2 separate regions of the Homo sapiens genome follow, and region 2 is linked to region 1. Evidence: chromatin loops called from intact Hi-C (ENCODE). Cell type or tissue: mammary epithelial cell. All regions are shown on one strand. Links, peaks and the distances in the headings refer to the core of each region. The heading gives the core; the rest is flanking DNA.

Evidence for each region. Hi-C counts contacts between places; a loop is a spot of excess contacts. Peaks named below come from ENCODE experiments on the same cell type or tissue, not always from the same donor. Only the 100,000 strongest peaks of a DNase experiment are listed, where the experiment ranks them.
Region 2: a loop joins it to region 1, with 8 times the contacts of the local background. A loop is called at or near these places in 1 of 110 quality-filtered maps.

The regions. Positions count from the first base shown.
Region 1 is chr14:51,573,487-51,581,178 of GRCh38, forward strand. All of the region lies in intron 2 of FRMD6-AS2 (FRMD6 antisense RNA 2), which reads right to left. It also overlaps a transcript of FRMD6 not described here. Among named protein-coding and RNA genes, the nearest start is that of FRMD6-AS2, 23 kb to the right of the region's middle. In mammary epithelial cell, for the core only: no CTCF peak of the experiment used is centred there; a DNase peak (open chromatin) is centred at 3,625; H3K27ac peaks cover 428 bases.
Region 2 is chr14:51,777,188-51,784,879 of GRCh38, forward strand. All of the region lies in intron 1 of LOC101927598 (a long non-coding RNA gene), which reads left to right. Among named protein-coding and RNA genes, the nearest start is that of GNG2, 80 kb to the right of the region's middle. RefSeq lists an enhancer at 2,833-2,902. In mammary epithelial cell, for the core only: a CTCF peak has its summit at 3,120 (motif pointing left); no DNase peak of the experiment used is centred there.

The DNA of each region.
Region 1 (7,692 bases), core at 2,128-4,627:
TCATCCATTTGCTACTTTCCTTCAGTACTTTACAAGAAAGTAAATATTGTGAGGAGCCAGATCCCAGGGAAGGCACAGAAAGGAATCCTACATTAGGCTGAAGCAGTATTTTTGGTGCTCTGCTGGCATACTGAATTCTTAGGATGCTACTGTGGAGCCAACATCACGCTGGTCGTTTGTATTCAAGTTATGGTGATGAAGACAGTCCCCGTGTCTCAAATCTCTATGTCCAAGTTATTAAATTCAGGAGACTGGACGCTTACCTTAAATGAAGCAAGGTAGGAGGCAGATGACTACTTACCAAGACCATCATTTGCATAAAGGAGTCAAAGAATCACCGTGTATCAGTCAGACCACAGGCTGGTTGTCTCTCTAACCAAGTAACCTGATGCTATTAATACAATGACAACTAGGGATATTTAGGGAAAGAAACGAGACAAGATTGCTTTCTAGGAGGCATTTCCAGAATCCCATAATAATTAGTTATTACTAAATTCATCACCCTCTTCAACCTATTTTTTTATTTTCTATGAAGCATCTCTTGGGTAACAGTTTTCATAGAATTGCTAGCCACAGGGTGACTTCATGCTTCCTTTTATTTGTGCTAAAGCCACCTTTGATTAACCCTTGGGAAGGTCTTCCTGTGCTTGCCCTGCCAGCCCTGCCCAGCCCTTATGGTTTTGTAAACATCAATCCTCTCTGACCTTAGCCACCACCTTTTCAGAGTGAAGGGTGCAATAGGCTCTCCCTCTCATTGCTCAACCTTTCTAGTCTCTTCTGGTTGTGCCCTGGAATTTACTGGACCATGGTTTTCCAAGCATAGATCAGGGCACATGCAAAAATAGACTCTATCCACAGAGCCTTTAAAGCTACCCTGATAAGAAGTCTTCTTTTTTGAGATTTATATTCATTTTGAATTATTAAAATACAAGTGTCCATCATGAGACAAATGGATAAAGAAAATGTGGTATGTATGCACAACGGAGTACTACTGAGCCATAAAAGAGAATGAGATCCTGTTATTTGCAACAACATGGACAGAACCTGAGGACATTATGTTACATAAAACAAGCCAGGCACAGGAAGACAAACTTCACATGTCCTCACTCATTTATGGGAGCTAAAAATTAAAACAATTGAACTCATGGGTATAGAGAGTAGAATGATGGTTACCAGAGGTTGGGAAGGGTAGTGGGTGGGGTGGGGGAAGTGGGAATGGTTAATGGGTACAAAAATATAGTTAGATAGAATGAATAAGAGCTAATATTTGATAGTACAACAGGGCGATTCTGATCAACAGTGATTTATTGTATACTTTAAAATAACTAAAAGAATATAATTGGATGGTTTGTAACACAAAGAAAGTATAAATGCTTGAGGTGATGAATGCCCCATTTACCCTGGTGTGATTACTACACATTGCATGCCTGTATCAAAATATCTTATGTGCCCTATAAATATATACACATAGTATGTACCCATAAAAATTAAAAATAAAATAAATTTTTAAAAGGATAATAAAGAAATACAAAGTAAATGTGTTGCTCTCATGTAAGAGCAGTTTGGCCTTTTTTATCACAGCATGGAGCCTATTGAAAGACCACTTTTATGCCTAGAGAGATGATGCCCCACCAGTCACTCAAAATGGCTACTAGGAACATTATCAATCCTCTTTCATTGCTGAGAATGGCTTAAATTTGAATTTTAAGATTCAATTTGTTATTTAATTTTAAAATATGGCTTACATTTTAACTTTAAGATCCAGAGGCAGTCTGAATTAAAAACTGGGGAGAAAGGAATTAAGGCAGATAAGTAATTCCAACTTATCTATCGACATGAAATAACCTTTACAAAGATGGGCTGTGAATATAAAGAGAGCCTTGTCTGTGCTCCCTGAACATCAGGACTTTGGATCTTGCATCAGCGGAGGGGGCCACCTGGCTCTGACTTTCTCCTGCAGATGCAGATGCTCCTTGGTTGAGCTAAGTGGAAATTCCCTTCTGGAGTCTCCCTAGGTAAGGGCCGTTAGAAAGTGTCAGAGGAGTGTGTGTGACTGTTTTCTGTTTTCGTGAGATATTGTAGAACTTTAAGTCTGCTGGTCATAAATGTTTTCTTTTTGAAATCCTTAGAGATTTTTTTTCTTCTTCGTCACAATGGCAGGAATACAGAGATTTCGCATGATTTCTTAATGGGATTCAGCTGCCTACGCTGCAGTGCTTTCAGCTGTATTTGAGAATGCACTGTGTTTCTGCCTTGTTTTACGTTTGCAGATGGCTGGAACTCTCCGTGTCTCCTTTTCTTTCTGTCATGGCTGGCAAGAGCTCATGGGCCATGAGCTGCATCTTTATAAACATGAACAGATTAGCAGGTATTCCCAAATGGGACAAATGCTACCTTATTGCAGACAGTTTCTAGTATAGTCCCACATTCTTTGAGAAAGTAGGTGGAGACCCCATCAGCACCAGGCCACTGGCAGCAAATGGTTGTAGCCAGGAGCCAGAATAGAGCAAGTCCAGCCTGAGCCTGTGGTCGGCAGTGGAGAAGAGAGGGTCGCAGACCTGAGGCAAAGGGCAGCCTGAACAATCAAGAACCAGAGCAGCCCTGGCACCCGACACCCAGGAGAGTGGGCTACAGGAAGAGGATCTGAGACCAGAGCCCACAGAGTCTGCAGAAACTAGAGGCACAAGGCACGAGGAATCACAAAGCAAACTTAAGTGCCGACATCAAAGAAGGCATTCTCACCCTGTTTCCTGCTTCTGGGTTTCTCCACATTCCTATAGCCTTACAGACAGTAAGCCCAGTGTGGTGGGAACAGGGAATTGAAGTGGAAAGCACAGGCCAGGGGATCTGATGGGTCTCTTAGATCCCCTGGGAGGGCATGACAACATAGAGAAAGAAGAGTCCTTTAAAAGCATTCAACATAACGTAGTTTGCCCAGGCAGTTCACGCTGACTGAAACCTCCTCTGTCTTCTGAACTCGGGCATGCCTATCTCATCTCTTCTTTTGAAGCAGAATGCTTTAAATTTTTATTTTTATCCTGTGAACTTCAATATGCGACCTCCTTCTGTGACAGAGCTTCTCTTTTGGTCCCCCATGAGTGGATATCACCTTGTACTCCCCTGCACCCCTAAGCTCACGTTCTTCATCTTCTCTTTGACCCTCAGCATGTTATCCCTTGACCCATTCTTCAGTTTTCATGTCTATCATCTGCAAAATCTTTTCTGCCTCATAGTACTTAGGAGATCAGACATACGCACGCTGGAGACAGGAACCTCCCAATATCAAATTAGCCACTTGGGCCATCTTGTCTGGCACGTTGCATAAATGTTGTATGGAAGACAGGTCCTCCTCCCAATTTCGTTTTTCACTGGCCACATGATGTTAGACAAGTCTCTTTCTCTCTTTGAGCCTCTCCTGTCTGATCCAATGGGTTGTAAGAATCAGATGAAATAACAGAGGGGAGAGGATTACACATTTTAAAGCACTATGCAAATGTAAGGTGTTGTTATAATAAAATATGGATCATGGCTTATGTTGGGGTGGGGCTAAGCCTCCTTTAGTCATTCTTTCAGCTTGTTTGTGTAACCTCTGGTGAAATTTTAATAACTGTTGCAAGGCATAGGTTTCAGCACGTTCTTTGTTTCTTCTGTTGGTATTTGCAAGGCAGTCACATCTGCCATGAGCTAGTCCTTCTCAGAAGGGAGTGGGTGGGAAAACATGTAGCTAAAAAGGGCTTAGGAGCCCTGAGACATCTTAAATAGGAGTCATTTAACTACTCCAATGGAAAAAAAAAAAGAACAGCAAAAATATCACCAAACTCATGGCACAGTCAGTAGCTCAGCACTATGGTTCTTACCATTTGAAATTTCCATTCAACCGTGTTTCATCTCCAGCCACTATCATCATCATGATCATCAAATTTAGCTGAATTACTAGTTCAGTTAAGACTCAATGTATAGTGTTGTGTATCAGATATGTGCCAAGCCCTATGCTAAGTATACAGCCTTGAGTAATTCACAGATTCTTCCATACGAAACTCGCGTACAAATAAACACACACATAAAAATAAACAACGTCAATTTGATAATTGCTATAGATCTGGATAATTGGTACATTTAAAGTACTATGACAGTACCTAGGATGGAGTAACTAACTCTGCATGGAAAGTAGGAGAGGAGGTAACATGTGACCTGGCCCTTCAAGGATGAACAGAAGTTGGTCAGAAAGTGAGTATAGAGCTATACTCACTGTGTATATAGGCTTTGGGGCCAGCCACCTAGTTCAAATCCTAGCTCTGCCATTTCTTTTCTCTTTTTTTTGTACTTTAAGTTCTGGGATACATGTGCAGAACGTGCAGTTTTGTTACATAGGTATACACGTGCCTTTGCTATTTCTTAACTACATAACTTGGCTAGTTCCTTGATCTTTCGTTGCCTCAATTTGTTCATCTCTACAACAGGCATTATACCAATAGGGCCTACTCACAGGTTATCATGAGCAGAAATGAGTTCAGGCACGTAAAACACTCCTAATAGCTCCTGTCCTATGGTTAATCACTCAATAAGCAGAAGCCATCGTTGCTGTTATTATTGTTCTTTGCCAAGTCAACAAGCAGGAAGGAAATTCCTGGAACTTTTAGAGACCTGGTCTCTGAATTTAAGAGACTGATAATAGCATCATTATCATTATGAATAACAGGAAAGCTACCGTTGATGCCAGGCACTAGATTCTTGACATATGTGATTTCACTTGGTTATCATAGTAATCCTGAGTGTCAAAAAACTTCCACTGAAATATAAATAATGCCACAAAGAATATAAAGTAAGTGAAAAATAAGTGGCACAAAGTGGCCACTGGAAGAAATAGAATTACATAAGAAGAAATATTTACCATCTAAGTAATGAGGCAAAAGTCAAAAGGATTCCAAAGTGGTGGGTTTAAACCAAAAGAGGTCGGAGGCATTTTTGTTTGTGTATTTTCATTTTTGTTTCTGTGCATGTTCATTGCCTCTAAGCAGAGCATGCCCTTGCTTATTCGCTCTGGTTCTCACCACTCGTGTGATACCCAGCCCTGAAAACACTTGAGTATTGAAGTTTGTGACATGCAGACAAGGATCTAGAACTTGAGTTTTGCAAATGCTTGCATTTGTTGAATGATGTTTTTTGTGCCAGGCACTATGCTGTGTACTTTCAGACACATGATCTGTGTAACATCCTGAATAAGATATTATGATCCCCAATTTATAGACGAGGAAACTGAGGCTGGAAGAGGGCAAGACTAGAAAGAAAAACAAGATCAGAGGCACCAAAGCAGGGAGGTACATATCATGTTCTGCAATCCATTTGACCAGAGAAGAGGACCCATGCATGGGGAATAGTACGAGTTTGGGTGGAAGAAGTTAAATGACCTTGAAGGCCAGGCTTAGGAATATGAATGTGGCTATGGGAAGGTAATAAATGATAGGTTTCCTTTTCTTCTTTACAGCTTTATGAAAACCCAACCACAGCAAACATACAGGCTGGCACAAGGTTTGCTCTAAAGAGGAAGAGATCTAGGTGGGGCTGAAGATGTATCACTTCCCTTTGGAGAGTGCCCTGCCACAGGCAGGGACAATCTTTCATCTCTCATAGAGGAAAACATAAGGGAGGAGGCGCCTTCCAGTAAATATCCTCAGTTGAGTTTTCATATTATATATAATATATTCAAGGAGACAACCACCCAATTTCCCTCCCTGGATTCCAAGCCTTGAGATATAACTAATATTTAAGTTTTGCATTGCAGAGTGCCCTGATAATAAAGAACAAATTCCTTAACCTTTGATCCTAAGATGGTTTTTATAATATTGCTCCTGTTTACCTCTCTATCCTCACCTCACTTTACTCCCACAGTATACCCCAGCTGTGCTGATCCCATGGCTGTTCCTGAAAGCAACAAATTTTCTCCAAGAAAATTTATCAAATCACTTGACACCCCCTCATATCCATAATGCCTTGCACTTACTTCTAGGATATAACTTCTCACCAATAATGTGTTTATTTGTTTACTTTAGATGATAGCTCCATGAAGGTAGGGATTCTGTCTTGTTCTTTGTTGAATACCCTGCATTTAACACATCCCAGCACATAGTCAATGCTTAAGAACAATTTGTCAAATGAATGAGTAAATGATTTGGTGAGAGAAGAGGTGCTATGATTCTCTGGTCCTTACTCATTGTTGAATCCTGCTTTTCAACTTGCCAGTGTATTCCTCCTCTCTCACTGTTCACCTGACCCTAGACCCCTCTCCCTTTGCAACTTGATCATTGATTTCCAGGTCCTCTTCAAATCTGACATATTCTCTGCCCCATTTACAATCTGACACATGTACACACTCACCACCACTAAAAGCAACAATAAAACTGTCTCTTCTCTCCTTCTGGGGCTCATCCTTTACCAAAAACCACTGTTATCTGCCAGAGCTCCACTGTTACCCATGAAACGTTCTGGGGACTCACATATCCCCCATTTCCCTCTCAAACCCAACAATGATGTTTGAATGGACTAGACTGGAGAAAGAGACAGGGAGGAAAGCCCTAACAGCATCCTGATTTTGTAGCATTGTTGTTAGAAGTTTCTGAAGTAAAAGGGAAGTTGTGTGCACCGTGTGTGTGTGTGTGTGTGTGTATGTTTGTGATCTGTCAACCCATAGGTGGGGATTATCTGGCTACCTCTCGTGGAATGAACAACCTGGGAGGAATGTGGACACCTGCCCTGCTCATTGGAAATGGACAGGCTCTGGATGGGCAGTCCCAGCTATAGGGGCACAGGAGGAATTCTGCCCAGCAGGCTCAACCTGGAAGTCCAGTATCAGCAATAATAATTTAGTAGCAGAATTGCAAACACCTATGAGCACTCCCTATGTCACTGTGCTAAGTGCTTTACATAGATTATCTCAATTATTTCTTATATTAACCCTATAGGGTAGGAGCTCTTATTATTCCTATTTTACAACTAAGGAAAATGAGGCACAGAGAAGTTAAATAGTTTGCACAAGATCACACATTAAGTGATGGAGCCAGAATTTGAACCCAAGAACTGCAACATCAGAATCCTACCCAATATAGAATGGTTGAAAATAGGTACCCTTTGATTTTTGAGAGTTAGAATGTGGAAGCATCGTAAAAAAGCAACACAATGTTTTCTGTAATATAACCCTCACAGACTGAGGAAAATGAAAGAATCAGGGGGTCTTCAGGACTATATAATGGGTAAAGAGGAAAGATAGTTAAAAGTATTTCTCAACGTGTTGCACTTCCAGCAATTTATCAATTTGTAAATGTATTTCATTACAAATATAGGGAGAATGAGGGAGCACAGCACTGTCATGCACTGTACTGGATCTGTAACTGTTCCTGGGAATTGTGCAGTGCACAGCCTGCTCATCTTTACATGGTAGCCCAAAAATGCAGGCTTCTTTATATCCCTAAATTAATATAGGAACCAAACGAAGACCTATTACTAGAGCTTGAGCTAGTGTGGCCTTCAAAAATTAAATAAAACAGAAAAGATGTGGAAATGATAGACTGGCTGCCACAGTACCATAGAAAGCAGATATATAAACCAATGTGGCCCCAGAGTCTTTCTGCAGCCTCCTCTGCCACCATGCCTTTCCATTCAACTACACTAATATCATGTAACCTGCCCCCATTCCCC
Region 2 (7,692 bases), core at 2,092-4,591, 200 kb after region 1:
TAACTTAATTATTAGCTAATTAATTAGTAGTTAATTAGTCAATTAACTAGCAGAACTAGATCACCTGACTTCCATGATAAACAATAATGTGCTTTTGCATTTCCAGAACCAAAATATAGTGCCCAATTCAAGGAACTGTTACTCTTTAGTAATCACAAATAGTGTAACAATGTTGGTAAACAGAGACGTTAAGGCTGGACCAAGAAAGGTAGTGCGGTAGAATGGGAAGTGCACAGTCTGGCAGTTGGAAGCTGGAGCTATGGTTGGGTTGACTGGGCAATTGATTTATTCAGTCATTTAACAAACTTGACTGAGAGCCCTTGATGAAGCAGGCATTGCACTGAATGCCAGGAAGACCAAGAAAAGCAAGACATATGACCCCTACCCCCAAGTTATTTTCAGTCTTGTGGGAGGCAATCAAAAGACATATAAACTGTTTAGACCATGAAATCTGTCTGGCATATTTAGCTCCTCGATTTGCTGCATGGTCTTCATCATTGTCAATCTCCTTCAGAGAATGCATGGAATCTCATTTCGTTCTCGCAATAATCCTATGAGGGAGGTCTTATCATCCCCTTTTATAAGGAAACTGAGTCCTTAGAAAGATCAGAGAGTTTGCCCAAGGCCAAATGGCCAGTAAGTGGTGGAGCTGGCACTGCAATCTAAGTCAGCCTGACTCCAGAGCCTGTGCTGGTGGCCACCAGGCTACACGGTTCTCCAAGATCTCCCACCTCTAATCTTTTTTCTGCTGCTCTTTTGCAGAGTCCACTTCCTGCCCTCTCACTTAACAAAGTCATCTCTGCCCATCCACCCAGCCTGATGGTCTTCCCTCCAGTCTCAGGGAAAAAGACACACACCCTCCTGCAAAGCCCATGCTCCTCACCTGAGCCTCCTCCAGTCCTCTTAGGATCGTGCCTCTTCATCTTTCTCCTGCACCTTCAATTTATCACACTCTACTTGTTTCTTCCCCGCTCAGTCCCTAAATGTGTCAAGCGCCCTCCTGTTCTAAACAATCCCCAAAATACAACAAAACAAGAGCTTCCTTTTCCCCATACCCAGCTCAGCCCTACCTAGTCCCCACCCCACTAGCTCCACTTCACCAGCCCCACCCCATCACCCACCTCTCTCCTCTTCCCATCCAGCGCCCATTACATTACAGAATGTAATCGCTGTACCCGTCTCTACTTCCTCAGCTTTACATCCAACCAGTTGATGGGGTCTTCCTGAGTGGGCTCCTAAATGCCCCTCTGTATCTTGTCCCATATCCCGACTCTGACCCCTTTTGTCTCTTTCCTGCATTACTGCAACCATGCCCCCATTGGGTCCCTACTTACAGGAATAGCCTTCCTAAATATCTCCTCCACCTTAAGGGTTCAGCAATCTATTTGAAATATGAACTGTCTTCATCAAACCCTTGAGCGACCATCCACCACCTAGAGCAGGAGACCCAGCCCTTTTGTATGGCGTACAAGGCACCCTATGATCTATACAAAGGCACCCTATGATCTATACTGCCTATGGCAAGAGCCTATCCATTACTGACTCTCCGTGCTTTACTCTCTCACAGGACAGAGCTGCCCATGGTTGCTTGCTTGCATTTTGCTGTTTCTCACTTCCACCCCTTAGGTACTGCTCTCTAAAGAGAATGCCTTTCCTCACCCCAGCGCCCCGCCTCCAGATAAGCCTAGCTAACCCCTGCTCACTTCTTCATTAGGAATCATCACTAACCAACTCTCTCCACTCCCTCAGGAGTTTATATTCCGATTATTTGTCTATGCGTCTGTATCACATTTCCTCAAGACCTAATAGGAAAGATGATGATTCCCAATTTAAGCGCAGGGCTTCTAATTACTTTAGGTAATCAAAATATTCTCTTGCTTGAAACATGAGGTTTATGAAATCCCAGCATTTGGGAGGCCAAGCTGGTGGATCACTTGAGGTTGGAAGTTTGAGACCAGCCTGGCCAACATGGTAAAACCCCGTCTTTACTAAAAATACAAAAATCAGCGAAGTGTGTTGGTGCACGTCTGTAATCCCAGCACTTTGGGAGGCCAAGGCGGGCAGATCCCCTTAGGTCAGGAGTTCGAAACCAGCCTGGCCAACATGGCGAAACCCCATCTCTACTAAAAAATAATAATAATAAATTAGCCAGACATGGTGGTTCATGCCTGCAATCCTAGCTACTCGGGAGGCTGAGGAAGGAGAATTGCTTGAACCCAGGAGGCGGAGGTTGCATTGAGCCGAGATCACACCACTGCACTCCAGCCTGGGTAACAGAGTGAGACTCCATCTCAAAAAAAAAAAAAAAAAAAAAAAAGGATTTATGAGCTCCCAAGGAGGAGTTTAAAATGCCCTAGGTGCCACACTCTGCCCTTCACAGGTGTTTACATTCCAGGTGAGAAGGAAGAACTTGGAAAGAAGATGAGAACCCATCCGCAGAGGGCTACCTGGGGCCGAGGTGCTGAGGTAGCTAGGACTACTTTAGCTCAGACCTTGGTGTGTCTGAGGTGGGATGGAGATTGAAATCCACTCCATCTCCTGATACCGGCATAATCACAACAATAAATGATGTCTGAAGTGGACGTGCAGCAGCAGAGAACAGGCAGAGAAATGTAAAAAACAACAACATCAACAACAAAAAAAACCCCGTGCCCTTGATATTATGGGAAAAGAAATAAGGAATACACTCACATCTTAATGGAAATAGAGGAATTCAGAATTTTAAAGCCTGGTCAAGGCTCAGATAGACTCGATCAAGGACAGAGACCCCTAGGATAGTTAATTTTGGAGTTATGAGCTCTGGCAAGAATGTGAACAAAGAAGAGAGCAGCAACAAGACCTAGTGCAAACACCAAGAAGGCAAATCCTACAGCTTCCAAGCACCTCTACAGGGACTGTCTACTTTAGTCTTCCCTTCATCCCTAATCCTCATGCCTTAGCAGTCTCCTTTTGTGTTCTTTGGTTTATGCTTACCATTTGAAGGGTGACGGAGGCAACTTCTAAAAATATATTTTCATCTTAATTGAAACGTGCCAGGTTGCAAAATTCCCCTGCTGCAGGTTTCTTTTCTGAAAGAGAGTCATGTGCTGCCATCTTGTGGTTGAGAGCCGCCACAACAACAATTATGTACTCCCAACATCCCGCCCAGTCCAGTGCTGGGGTGGCGGAGGCGAGGGGCGCGAGTGGCGGGGGTGATGCGGCTTCCAGGTAGAAAGCTCTGGAAAGGGTTCCGCTGCAGGGACAATGGCAAACAGGGAATGACCAGTGGAAGGACAGGTGTCACACTGGGGACTGACCTGGTAGTAATTAGTAGCATTGGAATAGGATCCAAAGGGATTTTCCCTGGTCCCTCAACCAGTATGATTCCATCTCTAGGTGCCGTTTTCCCCCTAATTAATAGATTCTCATTAGTGGTGATTTCTTAAAAATGACCTTGTGCAATGGCAACAACACCAGACTGAGAGTTAAGACACCCGGTATCTAATTGCCCCTCTGCCACAGACTACCCAGGTAAACTAGCAACAGAGGATAATAGAAAAATTATTGACCTGGGACCAGGAGGTTTGAATTCAAGTGTGATCAGTCTGGTGTGTTACCTTAGGGAAGCTGTTTCACTGAGCTCCATCCTGTGCCAGATACTGTCCTAGGTATTTTACATGGTTTTGTTTGTTTGTTTGTTTGTTTTTCCAGTTTCTTACTCCAGGATAGTGTTCTACAAGTGAGAAAACTGAGGCTTAGCACGATTGAGGGAGCTGTCCAAGGTGTCACGGAGCCAGTGAGTCAGGATCTGATTCAAAGTCTGACTCTAAAGCATATGCGGTTTATTTATTTGTTATTTATTTGAGACGAAGTCTCACTCTGTTGCCCAAACTGGAATGTAGAGGGGCAATCTTGGCTCACTGCAATCTCCACCTCCCAGGTTCAAGCGATTCTTCTGCCTCAGCCTCCGGAGTAGCTGGGACTACAGGCATGCACCACCATGCCTGGCTAATTTTTGTATTTTTAGTGGAGACGGGGTTTCACTATGTTGGCCAGGCTGGTCTTGAACTCCTGACCTCGTGATCCGTCCGCCTCGGCCTCCCAAAGTGCTGGGATTACAGGCATCAGCCACCGTGCCTGGCTGTGGTTTATTTTTTTTAAATTTATTTTCCTTTCATAATTGTGTATCATATGAATATGATACATATATTCATTTGTGTGTGTGCAGGGGTTACACATAGGTCAGATGGCTTAAATTTATTGTGTCCTTTGATGGTAGGGCAAGCCCAATTTTCACAAGTGCTCAACAAAGCTGCAGATGCTTATGCTGTTGCTTTTTAATTTCCTGTGTGTTCTCATTTTTCCCCATCTAACGTTGTTTCTAAAGGCATTTAAGAGATCTAACGACTCTAGCTTCAAAAGTCATGTTCTTTGATTTCTGAAGATAAAAGGGACGACCTAGAGAGGGAACACTGCCATTCTGCTGAGGGATCAATCGGAAAATTAACTTCCTTACAGGGAAGACAAGATGCTCTCCATGGCGTTGATTTAGTGCTTTTTTCAGGGCTGTTGCTACAGAATCTCGCCCGGCACAGCAACCTTGTGAGGTGTGTGTTATTCTCCTCATTTGACCCTTGAGGGAATTCAGGTGCAGAGAGGTGAAAACACTTGTTTGAGATTACACAACTGTGACTTGAAGACAGGCCTTTTTCTTAAACAACTTTATTGAAGTATGATTGACATACAATAGACTGCATGCACATATTTAAAATACAAAATTTGATCTTTGATCAGTTTGACAGTATAAACCCATGAGACCAGTACCACAATCAAGATAATGAACATATCCTTTATCCCATCCATTTCCTCATGCCCCTTTGGAATCCCCCAGTCTCCACCCCCACACTGCCATCCCCAGGCAACCGTTGATCTGCTGTCACTATAGTTTTCATTTTATACAAATTTTACATAAATGGAAACATATAGTGTATATGCTTTTTTGTCTAGCGTTATTGGCATAATTATCATGAGATTCATTCCTGTTGTTTTGTGTATTATTCCATTTTATTGTTAGGGAATGTGTCTTTAGATGGGTATGCCACTATTCATTCTTTTGATGATGGACATTTAGATTATTTCTACTTTGGGGCTATAATGAATAAAGCTTCTATAAACACTGACGTGAAAATATTTGCAGCAGACCTAAGTTTTCATTTCTTTGGGGTAAAAATCTAAAAATGGAATGTCTGCATTATTTGATCAGTATATGTTTAGATTTTTCACAAACAGCTAAACTGTCTTCCCGAAATGGTCATACCAGCATGTATGAGAATTTCATACGTGGATACTCCACATCCTTGCCAATACTTGGTATGGTTAGTCTTTTCCATTTTGGACACTGTAATAGGTAGTAACATCTCATTGTGATTTTAATTTGCATTTCCATAATGACTAATGATGTTGAACATATTTTCATGTGCCTATTAGTCATTCAAATATCTTCTTTAGTGAAGTGTCTGTTCAGATCTTTTGCCCACTTACAAAAATTGGGTTGTTCGTTGGCATATTATTGAGTTTTGTGAATTCCTTATATATTCATATATAAATATTTTATCGGATATGTGATTTTTCAAATATTTCTTCTCATTCTGTAGATTTCCTTTTCATTCTTTTAATAATGTCTTTTGAGGATGGACGTTTCAAATTTTAATGATGTCCAATTTACCAAAAAATTTTTTTAGATCATGTTTTTAGTTCTGTATCTAACAAGTCTTTGTAACCCAAGGTCATAGGGATTTTCTCCTATATGCTCTTCTAAAGGTTTTGTAGTTTTGGTTTTGCTTTTAGGTCTATGATTTATTCTGATTAATTTTTTATATGATGTGAGATGTGTATTGGAGTTTTTAAAATTTATTTACTTTTTTTGCAAACGGATATCTATTTTTTTCAGCACCCCTTATTGAAAAGACTATCCTTTCTCCCCTGAATTTCCTTTGCACCGTTGTTAACTGTCAATTGACCAGATATATGTAACTCCATTATTATAATCTCTATTCTGTTCCATTGATCTATTTGTTTATTTTTATGCCGATACCATACTGATTACTATAGCATTATAATAAGTAGTTTTGAAATCAGGTAGATAAGCCCTCCAAATTTGCTGTTCTTTTTCAAAGTTGTTTTGACTATTTTTGGTCCTTTGCATTTCTGTACAAATCTTGTCAATTTCTATTTAAAAATTTCTGAGATTTTACTTAGAATCGCACTGACTCTACAGATTGTAAGGCTCACCTCATTTTTTTTACCATCTCTCAAGTGTCACAGAACTGTTTCCTATTTTCCATGTTTTGAAAAACATTCTTTCATTTTTTTTACCCCTAGTTTTGTGGTTGTTTCAGGTAGGAATTTTAAATCCCATTCCTGTTATTCCATCTTGGCTGGAAATAGCAGACTAACCAAGGCCTTTAGACCCCAGATACCTGTGCTCTTTCCATAAGAAGCCTCACGTGGGAAAAGAAGGGTCGAGTCTCACCTTTAAACAAAGAAAAAGATTTTATAAAAAGTTAAGTGACACCAGCCTTCAACAAATGCTTAAAACACTGATCCCTAACCCCTAATAACACTGGGTTACTACACACCAATTTAAAAATTCTCAAGTTTTGATTCTCATAGATCAAATCTTACTTTTGTTCAATTCTTTATTGTGTAAAGCCACAAAAAATGTGATCTCATGGCAAATTTACTCATTTGGAGAAGATGGACGGGGTGCTGTTTCCTCTGTAATTCTGATAGTTCCCAAGTGATTTCGTAATACATGAATCAGAGGACGTGGCTATGTCCTCTGTATTTAGACAGAGGAATTCATTTTTCTGATAAATCCCATCGTGTCCCCAAACAGAAAGTGGAATCAAAGACTATGGGATATTGGTGGTTGTAAGCAGAAACCCTAATGATCTACCATATATGCTTAGCTTGACTTCATTAACTTTTTGAAAATGAACCTGCTGGGAAGACAAATCTAATGTCATCCATTAAATAAGAAAAATAAAAATTAAATCATAAAAGTGAATGTGGCTGGCGTGAAAGCAAACAAAATGAAAAATGTTTTATTACACTTCCTTATTTCAAAGCAGCCTTTTAATTAAGATTTCCTCCAACAGCAAAACTAATTTGATAAGTTTATACAGCCAGCACATTTCAATTTACACTTTCAGAAAGTGACTCTTTTTCATTTATAAGGAATTTATGTACAATCTCCAGGAAGGAAATAAGGATAAAGGCAAAGGGGCACACCTCCAAGTGGGATGTGAAGATTCTTCCTGTGCAGGTGGAATAGAGTGAACAGTAACATTTTCCATTTCTTAGACTATATTTTATCCTGTCTGTTTTTCTCATTCCTAGCTATTAGGCTGATGCAAATGTAATTGTGGTTTTTGCATTGTTGAAATTTGACATTTGGTATTGGAATACATTCTTAAATGTGGTTATGTTATACATCATTTTAATGTGCATTTCTTGCTTTATGTTTTTTTCCTAATGACTAATTACTGTTTGAGAAATATTGTTGGAGGCATCAGGCTAGCTCTGGATTTTATCCCTCCTTGGAGTTGTTGATGGCAGTAGGGTTCTGAATACCATTAGCATTTTCAGTTGCCAGTTTCCATGAAAATGGGGCAGCATGAGTTTTATAACTGCTCAAAATATCAATTCAAG